Linked DNA regions of Homo sapiens: region 1 is linked to region 2. The links are chromatin contacts, found by Hi-C in ENCODE. All regions are on one chromosome and are shown on one strand. The core of a region is the stretch at or near the end of the contact, and the rest is flanking DNA. Distances in the headings are between cores, read along the strand shown.

The links. Hi-C counts contacts between places; a loop is a spot of excess contacts on that map.
Region 1: a loop to region 2 is called in a map of natural killer cell, with 2.4 times the contacts of the local background. The contact joins the promoter of KIR2DS4 here to the promoter of CDC42EP5 in region 2. A Hi-C loop is called at or near these places in 1 of 168 maps with a recorded cell type or tissue (natural killer cell).

What each region holds. Positions count from the first base shown.
Region 1 is chr19:54,831,035-54,834,091 of GRCh38, reverse strand. It overlaps KIR2DS4 (killer cell immunoglobulin like receptor, two Ig domains and short cytoplasmic tail 4 (gene/pseudogene)), which reads right to left and starts at 1,385. Exons shown (of 7, transcript NM_001281972.2): 1 at 1,294-1,385. The coding sequence starts at 1,327.
Region 2 is chr19:54,471,963-54,474,933 of GRCh38, reverse strand. CDC42EP5 (CDC42 effector protein 5) reads left to right here and starts at 1,638. Exons shown (of 3, transcript NM_145057.4): 1 at 1,638-1,870.

The DNA.
Region 1 (3,057 bases), core at 136-2,635, 360 kb before region 2:
CTCCACTCCAGGCCCATATCTCCACCTCCAGGCCCGTATCTCCACTCCAGACCCATATGTCCACTCCAGGCCCATATCTCCACTCCAGGCCCATATCTCCACTCCAGGGCCATATCTCCACTCCAGGCTCATATCTCCACTCCAGGCCCATATCTCCACTCCAGGGCCATATCTCCACTCCAGGCTCATATCTCCACTCCAGGCCCATATCTCCACTCCAGGGCCATATCTCCACTCCAGGCCCAGATCTCCACCTCCAGGCCCGTATCTCCACTCTAGTCCCATATCTCCACTCCAGGCCCATATCTCCACCTCCAGGCCCATAACTTCACTCCAGGCCCATAACTCCACTCCAGGCCCATATCTCCACCTCCAGGCCCATATCTCCACTCCAGGGCCATATCTCCACTCCAGGCTCATATCTCCACTCCAGGCCCATATCTCCACTCCAGGGCCATATCTCCACTCCAGGCCCAGATCTCCACCTCCAGGCCCCTATCTCCACTCTAGTCCCATATCTCCACTCCAGGCCCATATCTCCACCTCCAGGCCCATAACTTCACTCCAGGCCCATAACTCCACTCCAGGCCCATATCTCCACCTCCAGGCCCATATCTCCACTGCAGACCCATATCTCCACTCCAGGCCCATATCTCCACTCCAGGCCCAGATCTCCACTCCAGGCCCAGATCTCCACTCCAGGCCCAGATCTCCACCTCCAGGCCCCTATCTCCACTCTAGTCCCATATCTCCACTCCAGGCCCATATCTCCACCTCCAGGCCCATAACTTCACTCCAGGCCCATAACTCCACTGCAGACCCATATCTCCACTCCAGGCCCATATCTCCACTCCAGGACCATATCTCCACTCCAGGCTCATATCTCCACTCCAGGCCCGTATCTCCACCTCCAGGCCCATAACTTCACTCCAGGCCCATAACTCCACTCCAGGCCCATATCTCCACTCCAGTCCCATATCTCCACTCCAGTCCCATATCTCCACCCTAGGCTCCTACCTCCCCTCCAGGTTCCTATCTCTCCTCCAGGTTCCTCTCTCCACTCCAGGTTCCTATCCCCACTCCAGGCCCATATCTCCACTCCAGGCCCAGATCTTCACTCCAGGCCCAGATCTCCACTCCAGGCGCAGATCTCCACTTCTAGGCTCATCACTCCATCTCTAGGCCCAGATCTCCACTCCAGGCCCATAACTCCACCTCCAGGCCCATATCTCCACCTCTGGGCCCAGATCTCCATCCCCACGCTCCCTCCCTCTATTCCCTTCCAGGACTCACCAACACACGCCATGATGATGACCATGAGCGACATGGTGCTGCCGGTGCAGACAGGCGGCCGCGCCCCAGCTCAGCTCAGCAGCGCACAGGATGTTATTTGGCGCCCTGCCCATGCAGTTTACATGTTGACCACATCATGGGAGGGTGACGTACGCAGGCTTTTTCTACCTTGCATGAGGCCCAGTGGGTGCTCGCTCAAGAGCAGAACATGGCTTCCTGGAAATTGCTCTCACTAGAATTGACACCTCGCGTCCTTCACTATGACCAACTCAAAACATGTCTTAGATCCAACCTCCCAAACATGAGATGCCTAAAATCTGTGCTAACATGAAAGACTTTTCATGAATTTTTATTGTTTTTATCTGAGATTCGAACTCTTCTTCCTGTGTAATATGCAAAATATCTAATAGGTATTATTAGTGTTTTCAGAGTCATTGTGACTAATAAACCATTAGAATTGTTCATGCTTGTATTTCTAGTATTACAGCAGAACCAGTTCAAATGATTTAAATTCCCAGGGAAGGATTATGCAATTATTTACAATCTTAGAATTGTACTTTATCAGCAAAAACCACACATGTAAATTCTGGATTTTTGTAGTTTTATCTATAATTTGTCTCATGACTCAAGATTCCAGAGTCCCAACTCTGGAGTTTGCTCTCTCTCTGTCTCTCTGCCTCCCTCATTTTAAATTTTACAGAAATATCCAGTAACATAATGCTATAGAAAATCAAGTTTCCCCCAGCAGGTCGGGAAGCCGAGGTGGGCGGATCAACTGAGATGAGGAGATTGAGAGCAGCCTGGCCAACACAGTGAAACCGCGTCTCTGCTAAAAATTCAAAAATTAGCCATGCCTGGTGGCAGGCACCTGAAACGCCAGCTACTCAAGAGACTGAGGCACGAGAATCGCCTGAACCTGGGAGGCGGAAGTTGCAGTGAGCTGAGATTGCTCCACTACAGTCCCGCCTGGGCGACAGAGCAAGACTCCGCCTCAAGAAAAAAAAATAGCAAGTAGCCTATAATAACAAATTAGAGGGCTCTGGCTACTAAATTTAAAGGGTTTTATAAGGCTACATGAAGTGCAGCATCCTCAAGAGTGTGGACACAGAGAGCCCCTTAGCAGAAACAGTGTCTAAAATACATCCGTGTACACACAGTCCCTTTAGAGTTGACAAAGGCTGCCGTGTGGTTTAAGGTGGCATAGAATGTCTTCTTAATAAATAATATTAAACCAAAGGGTTACACGTAGGAAAAAATAAATCTAAACTTATTCTCACACTATAAAAACACTTCTTACTTTTTATCTAGTTATTGTACATTTTTTATGATTTATATTTAAAATTGAGAAATAAAAGTCATATACGGTCATCCTTTACTATTCGTGGGTGATTGGTTTCAGGATCTCCACTCAGGTACCAAAATCTGCAGATGCTCAAGCCTCTTACATAAAATGACACAGCATTTGGATATAACCCATGCACATCCTCCTGTATACATGAAATCATCTCTTGATTACTTATAATTCCTGATACAGCCTACACACTGCCTCATTTGTGTCCATTCAACATAGTTTTGCATTTTGAAACTTTGTGGACATTTTCTCTGAATATTTTTGATTTACACTTGGTTCAATAAACACCTGTAAACCCCACAGATATGGAGGAGCGACTGTATATTTATAGTATGAAATATGATGTGTTGATATGTGTCCCCGTGGAGATGAGACTAGCAAGGCTTATGACTCTACAAATGTTTCATCGTGGA
Region 2 (2,971 bases), core at 389-2,888:
TGCAGAGAGCGGGGCATGGGAGTGACCGCTTAATAGGGTTTTCTTTAGGGGTGATGAAAATGTTTGGGAACTTGATAGAAAGGATGGCTACACAATTACCAGTGTACCAATTAGGTATGTTCCATTGGGAATGTACTAAATGTCACTGAACTGTACACCTTAAGATGGTTAATTCTGGCCCGATGCAGTGGCTCACACCTATAATCCCAGCACTTTGGAAGCCGAGGCAGGCGGATAACCTGAGGTCGGGAGTTCGAGACCAGCCTGACCAACGTGGAGAAACCCCGTCTCTACTAAAAATACAAAATTAGCTGGGCGTGGTGGCAGGCACCGGTAATCCCGGCTACTCAACAGGCTGAGGCAGGAGAATCGCTTGAACCTGGAAGGTGGAGGTTGCAGTGAGTGGAGATCGCGCCATTGCACTCCAGCCTGGGCAACAAGAACAAAACTCCGTCTCAATTAAAAAAAAAGAAAAAAAAAAGATGGTTAATTTTATGTTATGTGAATTTTACATCAATAAAAAATACTTAATAAAAGTCTGTAACATATATATATATATATATATAGTTTTTCTGATTACTGAGTTTCTGGTGACCACTGCCCCCTCCCCCCTTAAATTTTGCTGTGGGTGCTGAGTCCTGACCTGCTTCACTCCATCCCCTGCGGGGACCCCAGTGGGAACTTTCTAACACCTGGATCTTTCCCTGCCATTCCTCCGCGGTCCCCCCACGCCTGCAGGGCAAACTGAAGCTCCCAGTGGCTTTCAAGCTGGCTTCTCCAGGCAAATCAAACTCCACCTGGTGTCTGAGAACCCTCTGCCCCACCCAGCTTCCCCATTCTGCTCCGATATCCATCCTCCTCTCCTGGGCTCCATCAACTCTCACTCATCCTTAAGACCCAGCTCAAGGCTGCTTCCTGTTATCGCAAATTGACTGTCTTCTCTCCAGCACTACAACCCCAGCCCCAGCTAGGGGTAAAACCACTGACCTAGCCTCCCACCTGGGCCTCCCCTTTCTCTCACTGAGCTGCCTCCTACCTGGGCTTCCCTCTCCCTCTCCCTCTGACCCTGACCCAGGCTCCAACCTGCATCTCCACCTCCCTCCCGCTGACCCAGCCTCCCACCTGGGCCTCCACCTCCCTCCCACAGACCTAGACTCCCACCTGGGCTTCCCACCTTCTTCCCACTGAGCTGCATCCTGCCTTGGGACTCTGCTCTCCCCCTCCGCTCTCTCTCCCTGCCCGCACCGCCCTGAAGGAATTGCCCTAACACTCAAACCTCACTCTCTTGTCATCAATAGACACTGGTGCTTAGAATGAGATATGAGCTTTCTATGACGGAGTGGCTCCAGGCAGGGAGGTTCATCTAGGGGACGCCGCAGCAAAGCCAGAGCTGCCCCTCTCAGACACCCTCCATGCTCTTCATCCTCCTGCTGCTTTCACTGTCTGACCTGCCTCTCTTCTCTCTTTCTCTCTCTCTCTCTCCCTCTCTCTCTCTCCATACAGCTGCAATCTGGAAGAAATTACTCTTCTAAACAGCCAGACTTCCCCAGTTTCAGGAAATTCCAAGCTGTGCAGGGGAGGGGCCAGGCTGGGGGCGCGCCCTGTCCAGCCCCACCCCCTCTGCCAGTTCCCCCTGCACACTTAGTCCTGGCCTCCTCCCGCCCCCACACTCCGCCCAGAGGGGCCTCAGCTTTTCCACCACTGCTTTCTAGTCCTTTAACTCCTAGAGGCAAACTTTTGGGGGATAAGAAAGCCTGGGAGGGGCCTGTGCCAAAACCCTCTCTGCCTGGGGACTGGGCGGTGATTCCGCTTCTGCCTGGGCTCCTGCCATGGCCCCCGAGAGGGGCTGACACTTTAGCTCCCGGTGCAGGTAAAGGGGCCTTATGCCAGGGCTTGCCAGGGGTGGGGCCTGGACTCCTGGGTCTGAGGGAGGAGGGGCTGGGGGTCTGGACTCCTGGGTCTGAGGGAGGAGGGGCTGGGGGTCTGGACTCATGAGTCTGAGGGAGGAGGGGCTGGGGGGTCTTGACTCCTGGGTCTGAGGGAGGAGGGGCTGGGGGCCTGGACTCCTGGTCTGAGGGAGGAGGGGCTGGGGGGTCTTGACTCCTGGGTCTGAGGAAGAAGGGGCTGGGGGTCTGGACCCCTGAGTCTGAGGGAAGAGGGGCTGGGGGTCTGGACTCCTGGGTCTGAGGGAGGAGGGGATGGGGCCTGGATTCCTGGGTCTGAGGGAGGAGGGGCTGGGGGCCTGGACTCCTGGGTCTGAGGGAGGAGGGGATGGGGGCCTGGACTCCTGGGTCTGAGGGAGGAGGGGCTGGGGGTCTGGACTCCTGGGTCTGAGGGAGGAGGGGCTGGGGGCCTGGACTCCTGGGTCTGAGGGAGGAGGGGCTGGGGGGATCTTGACTCCTGGGTCTGAGGGAGGAGGAAGGGCTGGAGGTCTGGACTCCTGGGTCTGAGGGAGGAGGGGCTGGGGGGTCTTGACTCCTGGGTCTGAGGGAGGAGGGGATGGGGCCTGGATTCCTGGGTCTGAGGGAGGAGGGGCTGGGGGTCTGGACTCCTGGGTCTGAGGGAGGAGGGGCTGGGGGTCTGGACTCATGAGTCTGAGGGAGGAGGGGCTGGGGGGTCTGGACTCCTGGGTCTGAGGGAGGAGGGGCTGGGGGCCTGGACTCCTGGGTCTGAGGGAGGAGGGGCTGGGGGTCTGGACTCCTGGGTCTGAGGGAGGAGGGGCTGGGGGTCTGGACTCATGAGTCTGAGGGAGGAGGGGCTGGGGGGTCTGGACTCCTGGGTCTGAGGGAGGAGGGGCTGGGGGCCTGGACTCCTGGGTCTGAGGGAGGAGGGGCTGGGGGTCTGGACTCCTGGGTCTGAGGGAGGAGGGGCTGGGGGCCTGGACTCCTGGGTCTGAGGGAGGAGGGGCTGGGGGCCTGGACTCCTGGGTCTGAGGGAGGAAGGGCTGGGGGGTCTGGACTCCTGGGTCTGA